3 separate regions of the Homo sapiens genome follow, and all the other regions are linked to region 1. A link is a loop called in an ENCODE intact Hi-C map of the cell type or tissue named here. Cell type or tissue: thyroid gland. All regions are shown on one strand. Region 1 has its middle 120 kb from the start of TBC1D2B. Region 2 has its middle 6.3 kb from the start of ACSBG1. Region 3 overlaps ACSBG1 (acyl-CoA synthetase bubblegum family member 1).

The links. Hi-C counts contacts between places; a loop is a spot of excess contacts. Peaks named below come from ENCODE experiments on the same cell type or tissue, not always from the same donor. Only the 100,000 strongest peaks of a DNase experiment are listed, where the experiment ranks them.
Region 2: it touches region 1 in a loop (5-fold over the local background); 76 of 110 quality-filtered maps call a loop at or near these places.
Region 3: it touches region 1 in a loop (5-fold over the local background); 25 of 110 quality-filtered maps call a loop at or near these places.

What each region holds. Positions count from the first base shown.
Region 1 is chr15:77,958,289-77,960,788 of GRCh38, forward strand. No RefSeq gene overlaps it. Among named protein-coding and RNA genes, the nearest start is that of TBC1D2B, 120 kb to the right of the region's middle. RefSeq lists a silencer at 1,119-1,413 and an enhancer at 2,072-2,500. In thyroid gland, no CTCF peak of the experiment used is centred here; a DNase peak (open chromatin) is centred at 1,293.
Region 2 is chr15:78,239,594-78,242,093 of GRCh38, forward strand. No RefSeq gene overlaps it. Among named protein-coding and RNA genes, the nearest start is that of ACSBG1, 6.3 kb to the left of the region's middle. In thyroid gland, CTCF peaks have their summits at 1,519 (motif pointing left) and 1,719 (motif pointing right); a DNase peak (open chromatin) is centred at 1,528.
Region 3 is chr15:78,194,462-78,196,961 of GRCh38, forward strand. It overlaps ACSBG1 (acyl-CoA synthetase bubblegum family member 1), which reads right to left. Exons shown (of 14, transcript NM_015162.5): 3 at 45-265. Among named protein-coding and RNA genes, the nearest start is that of ACSBG1, 39 kb to the right of the region's middle. RefSeq lists an enhancer at 1,222-1,271 and a silencer at 1,432-1,491. In thyroid gland, a CTCF peak has its summit at 1,375 (motif pointing left); a DNase peak (open chromatin) is centred at 1,370.

The DNA.
Region 1 (2,500 bases):
AGTTGTTTATGCTGGGAGACCATCATCAATTCAGGTACTCCATCATGGCCACAATTCGAAGTATGATTAATATCATATTCATTCTATTCTAAAAGTAGAGAAGACAAAGACCAACAATTCTAAGAAAAATTGAAAAAATATATGAAAGTTCAAAGAAAAATGCAAATGCCACTGACACACAGGAAAAAATGTTTAACTTCACTGATAATAAGAAAGATACAATTTTAGGCTGGGCGCAGTGGCTCACACCTGTAATCCCAGCACTTTGGGAGGCTGAGGTGGGAGGATCACTTGAGGCCACGAAGTGTAGGTGGCAGTGAGCTGAGATGGTGCCACTTGGGGTGACAGAGTGAGATCCTGTCTCAAAAAAAAAAAAAAGATATATAAACAACATCCTGCAACCTCTACATGTGGCCATGATTGATAACAGGGACCAGATTTGCCTCCCACCTTGAACAACTAGAAAAATGGAACAACATATATAAAACAATAGTTTTCGGACATTGGAGAACAGGTCGAGCAGAACTATGATCCCTAAAAGAAGGTGAACCCTACAGTGTCCTCAGTTTACTGCCGGAAGCAATCACAGGCTCCAACACAGCAGGGGAAATCCAAAGTCCAGTGACGTGTACACCACTCTTGAGCTGTTTTCTATTAACCTCCAGGTCCTTCAGGCCAGCCCTCCTGGGGCTCTGCCTTGGGAATTGGTATTGGTAACAAAGGGAATAGAGAGGAACATGCATAGAGCTCTCCATTTAGACTGACATATTCACACTGGGTTCCAGTTTCAGCTGAGAGACTGTAAGCACATCGCTAGCCCACTCTAATCCTGTATCCTAGCTGTGTAATCACCTATTTCCCATCAATTGCAAGGCTGGAGAGAAAAGTGCCCACTCTGGCCAGTACACAGTAGGAGCTTAGTAAGCTTAAGCTCGCTTGCTTCCCCACTATCCTAACGTATTAGGGGAAAGACAGAGATGTGGGGAATGGCACCTGGGAGGCTCCAGCTGTATGCTTCACAATCCTACCAATGAAAAATCTGAATTAGGCTTCAGTTTCCCTTCTACAAAATGAGACAGGACAGGAGTGGGTAGGAAGAGGAGGAGCTGGGCTTTGTTGGTTTAAGCTGGGCCCTTCTGATTCTGTAACGTGAACTTCACTGTTGGGTCCAGCCCATTCCCCTGCCGGGGCTTCGCGTGCTCTGTCTTTTGGCCAAGTCCAAGTCTGTCCAGGGTTGGGGTGGGGAGAAGCAGTTCCCCCATATAACCTGCAGGTGGCACCAGAGCCGCGCGGGAACCGAGGGTTCTGTTCCAGCCTTCCTGGAGACTCGGGCAGGGTGGGGTAGGGCGAGGCAGAGGTGGTGCACACCGCTCAGCTGGGCAGCGGCACGCAGCTGTGGATCAGCCCACACCGTTTAAAATGGACACATGGGTCGTCCGGCTAATTTCCTCTCTTTGGTAGGGTGAGCATATGCTTTATCATCCAAATCCAGACACTTCGGAAAGTGAAAGGGGGCACTATCATAATTGCACCAGGATAGTCATAACCTTAGCTGTACCTTGCAAACCAGAACCTCTGGTCACCCTACTGTCTGATCACTTTTTCTTCCTTGTTTCTATTCTTTTAATTGTTTTTTTCTTTTTAAACACACAGCGTTTTCTTTCCCCAAGGCCCACTGTTTTTGAAAATGCTGTTGCATTCGTGATATTTTCGACCAGGCAACATCTGCCTTGGCATCTTGAGTCTGAACAGTCTCTCTGAACCCATCCCAAAGGCTGGTTTTAGCTTCCAGTCAGAAGATTCTGTTCTTGGCTTGCCATCTCCATGACTCAAGAATTAAAGATGTCAGATGTGGAACAGTGACCCTTATATCAACTCTGGTGCCTCTTTGCTACATTTATTCCTGCAAATTTTTATTTGTTTGTTTGTTTGTTTGTTTTGAGACGGAGTCTCGTTCTGTTGCCCAGGCTGGAGTGCAGTGGCACAATCAGGTCACTGCAACCTTCGCCTTCTGGTTCCAGTGATTCTCATGCCTCAGCCTCCCAAGTAGCTGGTACTATAGGCGTCCACCACCACGCCTGGTTGATTTTTGTATCTTTAGAAGAGATGGGGTTTCACCCCGTTGGCCAGGCTGGTCAGAAACTCCTGACCTCAGGTGATTTGCCCGCCTCAGCCTCCCTAAGTGCTGGGATTACAGGCCTGAGCCACTGCACCTGGCCGTATTCCTATGGTTTTGTTCTGAGTGCTCATGTCCTTTGTCTCTTTGAATTTACGTATATTGGTTTATTGAATTGCAAGTAGACAAGTCCCATTAAGCGCAATTCTTATGTTTCCAAGATCATCTCATTACTCCATTCAACCCCAAATTAGCATGCCTTTTATCCCCTTGTTTCTGAACCCTCTTCACTTAATAGTCTCATAAACATCCATCCATTGCAAAAAGGACTCTAACTTTTCTCACTTCCATTTTTAGTTGATTCATTGCTATCCAAGTAATGAT
Region 2 (2,500 bases), 280 kb after region 1:
GTGACTGGGTTTCACCATGTCAGCCAGGATGGTCTCGATCTCCTGACCTCGTGATCTGCCCGCCTCAGGCTCCCAAAGTGCTGGGATTACAGGCGTAAGCCACCGTGCCCCACCAGTTGCAAGATTTAGTAGAGTGAAAACAGAGCTCCCATACAAAGGGAGGAGACCCAAAGTGGGTAGCCAGTTGCCAGCTGGAATGCCTGGGTTTATATCCCGATTGTCGTTCCTCCTGCTGTGCTCTCAGGCAATAGATGATTGGCTATTTCTTTACCTCCTGTTTTTGCCTAATTAGCATTTTAATGAGCTCTCTTTATTACCTGATTGGTCAGGTATGAGCTAAGTTGCAAGCCCCGTGTTTAAAGGTGGATGTGGCCATCTTCCCAGCTAGGCTTAGGGATTCTCAGTCGGCCTAGGAAATCCAGCTGGTCCTGTCTCTCAAAACCAACAGATTAAATGTCCTGCCATTAGGAGGAAGGGTGGAGAGCTGTAAAAAAAATTTTTTTTCCATTGAGTTACAGAAAATAAAACTGCAGTTTTGCCCACCTGAGTTTGTCGATTGAGGAAGTTTGTGCCTGCTATGCGTGTAAGGCCAAATGCCTCTGCACCAGCCTCTACTGTCATCGAAGTGATTGCTGCCCTCACTGGTTTTCAACTTCAAGAATTGGCTGGGTGTGGTGGCTCATGCCTAGCACTTTGGGAAGCTGAGGCAGGTTGACTGCCTGAGCTCAGGAGTTCGAGACCAGCCTGGGCAACACAGTGAAACCCCATCTCTACTAAAATACAAAAAATTAGCTGGCGTGGTGCTGTGCACCTGTAATCCCAGCTACTCAGGAGGCTGAGGCAGGAGAATTGCTAGAAGCCGGGAGGCGGAAGTTGCAGTGAGCCAAGATCACGCCACTGCACTCCAGCCTGGGCAACAGAGTGAGACTCCATCTCTTAAAAAAAAAAAAAAAAAAAATCAAGACCACTATTTTCCAATCAATTTCTTTACCACCTTCATTAGTTTTGCCATATTTGGTTTCCCCAGGGGTATAGTACATTATTTACTATTTTTCAACTCCATTTTATAATTTAAAAATGAAATAGCTTTATTCTAAGCAATTGAAGAACTTGTTATATAAATATATACAGATATTTCCCAATGCATGTTGAAATTAACATGAAACTACCTTTTCTTCTTTCTTTTTGAGAGATTGAGGGGGGGGTCTCATCATGTTGCTCGGGCTGGTCTTGAACTCCTGGGGTCAAGCAATCAGCCTGCCTCCCACAACAAAGAGATATTAAGTGTTTTGTTTTTGTTTTTAAAAGCCTTTAAAAAGGCTTGGGTGGGAGGGTCATTGCTGTATGTTTTCAGCATTAGCTTTTCTGGGCCACTTTTTTGTTATCATGCGTATGTATTACCAGGAGACGATTTTTTTTTTCTTTTTAAATTTCAAAATACTGCACCTGGGGCTCTGGATTGAGGCCTCGCAGTCGTCTCTGGGTGCAGGACGAGCAGGAGAACAATGGGCCTCTGCTGACCCCTGCTGGCCAGAGCGCCTCCCACCCACCCAGGTCTCCACAGGACTGGGATCTTGCGCCACTGCCTCCATCCCCAGAAACAGCCGTCCTTCCTCCCCTGCCCCCAGAAGGCCTCCGGCAGCCACCACAGTGTGCTCTGGACATCGAGTCTGGGGCCCGGCTGGGAGACCCTTGTGCTCCAGAGGGCGCTGAGGCTCTGGGCTGCATTTGTGTCCCCTCTGGCCCTGTCTACATCGAGTGGGTGGGGTGTGAGTCCTGGGATCAGAGTATCCTCCAGCTCTAGATAAAACCCGACTTTGGAAGGCCAAGGTGGGTGGATGACCTGAGGTCAGGAGTTCGAGACCGGTCTGACCAACATGGTAAAGCCCTGTCTCTACTAAAAATACAAAAATAAGCCAGGCGTGGTGGTGGGTGCCTGTAGTCCAAGCTACTCGGGAGGCTGAGGCAGGAGAATTGCTTGAACCCAGGCGGTGGAGGTTGCAGTGAGCCAAGGTTGCACCACTGCACTCCAGCCTGGGTGACAGAGACTCTGTCTCAAAAATAAATAAAATAAAATAGATAAAACCCAGAGATTTTTGGAGATTCAAACTCCTCTCCCAGGGACTCACATTCTCTGAGCTATGGGTCACCAGGGCAGAGCTTTCCTGAGAGGAGGGGCAGAAGAACGTAGCACATAGAGGATTCTAACCTGCCAGGACTGAGCTGGGAGTGGGCAATGGAGACCACGGAGGATGGAGGCCTTTGGAGGATTAGGGAAGGAGGAGGAAGGGAGGGAACCCAGATGTCTGGGCAACCTCTGCAGAGGAGGCACCTTCTTTTCTCACCTGGAAAGACCTGGATCAAGGGCCACGTGACCCGTATTCTCCAGATCTGCACCATATAGGGCAGGGGTGGAACACACTGGTTTTTGGATTTGCACCATGACCCAAGCCAAGTCACCTCTCTGAGTCTCAGTTTCCTCCTCTGTAAAATGGAGAGT
Region 3 (2,500 bases), 240 kb after region 1:
ACATCTGGGGAGGGGCAAGGCCTTGCCATGAGGGGCCCCCTTACCTTCAGGAAGCCCTTGGCGGCTCTGCGGGCGAGCAGGTAGTATTGGGAGTAGGAGATGTGTTCCCACTTGTCCTGGCGCTTGAAGCCCAAAGCGATGAGGTCCCCATACTTATCCAGGGCCTCGTAGAACATCCGATGCACAGTGTAGGGAAGCTGTGGGCAGCTGGGGTCTATGCGCAGGCGCACCCGCCCATCGGCCCGAGTCGTCCACAGCGCCTCCTCTGTGGGGTGGGGGAGACCACAGCTTGGATCATGCCAGCCTGGGGACACTTGTCCTGCCCTGGGCAGAGCTCGCAGCCCGTCTGGTGCTGACAATGCCTTGGGTCCTCGGCCTTGAGGCTGGCAGGCCAGGGTAGACTGGGGTAGACTGGGGTAGGCTGGGAGACCGCCTAGAGGAGGAGGTCTGACTCAGCCTTGAAGGAAGAGCAAAGTTTAGGGATGCAGCAAGGAAGAGGAGAGGAAATAACTGGAGGACAGACGGAAGTCCTAGACACTCTGTTCCTTCTTTTATCCCAATTGGAATTTGCCTCCCAAGGTTGGGCAGTGGAACTGTCAGATCTCCAGGTGCCTTCAGGGTATCTGTCTTTCCCTGCCCTCCTGTGAACAGGTTGGGGACAGATCCAGCTAGACAGAAGGTCAAAGCACCAAAGAGAACGACCCTCCCGAGGGTCTGGAGGAGACTGAAAACCATCAGCCCTGCTCTCCAGCCTGAAGTCTCCCAGTCTCAGAAAATAACAACAGTCTTTGCTCATTCTCCTCCTACAAATGAGGTGTCTCATTTAGTCTTCACAGCATGGGTTTGGAGAGCTCCACTGCACAGACGGGGCAGCTGCAGCTCAGAGAGGTTCAGTCATTTATCGAAGATCACACATCAAGGAAGTGCAGGGTCAGGATTTGAACTCAGGTGTACCTGATTCCACAGCTCACACTTAGGACATTGTCTGGGGTGCCACCCTGCCTTTAAGAGTCAGAGGCTTACTCTGTGTATGGTGGGTGGGAACAGAGGTCTACCACTTAGTATGCAAGACTTGGACAAGCCACTGAACCACTGAGTCAATTTCAGGGGAAAGATGAGGACTCAGTTCTCAGGGTGGACATGAGGATCAAGAGAAAGGGTGTATATGAAGAAGCTTTGACCTATGGCTGGTGCTCCATAAATGCACATTTTCCTTCTTCCTCTTTTTTCCAAATTTGCAAAGGAAGCTTGGATGGGTGGTCTGGACCCTTTGGTCCCGTGAGACGTCCTTTCCTTGGGGCAAGGGTGGTGGTTCCATGATGATGGTGGGAAGGGATGAGGGCTGGCCAGGACAGGTGGGGCTGCCCTGCCACCTGCTGGCCAGACCCACCTCGCCTATTCTCCTGTCACCGGTCCTTCCCTGAGGCAGACAAATGAACTAGATGAGCTTGTTCCTCCTCTTTGACACTCTTAGGTTGCATGCAGACTCAGGTTGGCAGAAAGAGGTAAAGATCTGGGGGCTGGGACAGGAGAGCCCATTCCTCCTCCTGTGGAGGGCCGGAAGTAGGGATGACAAGGACATATCCAGACCCAAACGGGATACATGGCAGCCTGCAGGAAATGCAGGCGGGACAGGGGAGGGTGCCAGAGAGGTGCTTGGCACCTCTGTATGGCAGAGGTTAAGACCTTCTGGGATGGATGCCCATGCCACTGGCCATGAGGGAGCCCTGAGCCTTCAGGTAGTGGCGTGAGTCAAGGGCCACTAGGCCCCGTCCAATCACTCCTCAGACCTCTCCAAGCCTTGCCCCATATCCCGGGATGCTAGCCTGGTGGACCCCGCTGATCTGCCTCTTCAGAGCCTCTAACTGTTGCATTTTGCTAAAGTCCATGCCCAGACCAGAAAGTCAGGTACACCTGGGTTCAAAAACCTCAATTCTGCCTCTGTGTGCTGTTTGACCTAACAAACCATTCTCTCAGCTGCATCTTCATCACCTGCAAATGTGAGGGGTTGATGAGGACATGGGGACACAGAAGCCCTCATACAGTGCTGGTGGGAATGAGATGGGACAGCCATGTGGGAAAACAGGTTAGCAGTTTCTTAAAGAGTTAAACATAAAACTACAGTACGACCCAACAACTCCACTCTTAGGTATCTACCCAAGAGAAATAAAAACACATGTCCCCACGAAGACTTACACACAGATGTTCTTCACAGCATTGTTTATGAGTCAAAAAATTGAAACAACCCAAATGTCCACTGACTGGTAAATGAAAAACAAAATGTGGTCAGAGAGTAGAATGCTATTCAGCTCTGAAAAGGAACAAAGTGGCCTGGTGCAGTGGCTCGCACCTGTAAACATGTGAGGAGACTGAGGCGGGGTATCACTTGAGCCCAGGAGTTCAAGACCAGCCTGGGCAACATAGTGAGACCCTATCTCTAAAAAAAAAAAAAATTAGCAGGGCATGGTGTTGTGTGCCTGTATTCCCAGCTACTTGGGAG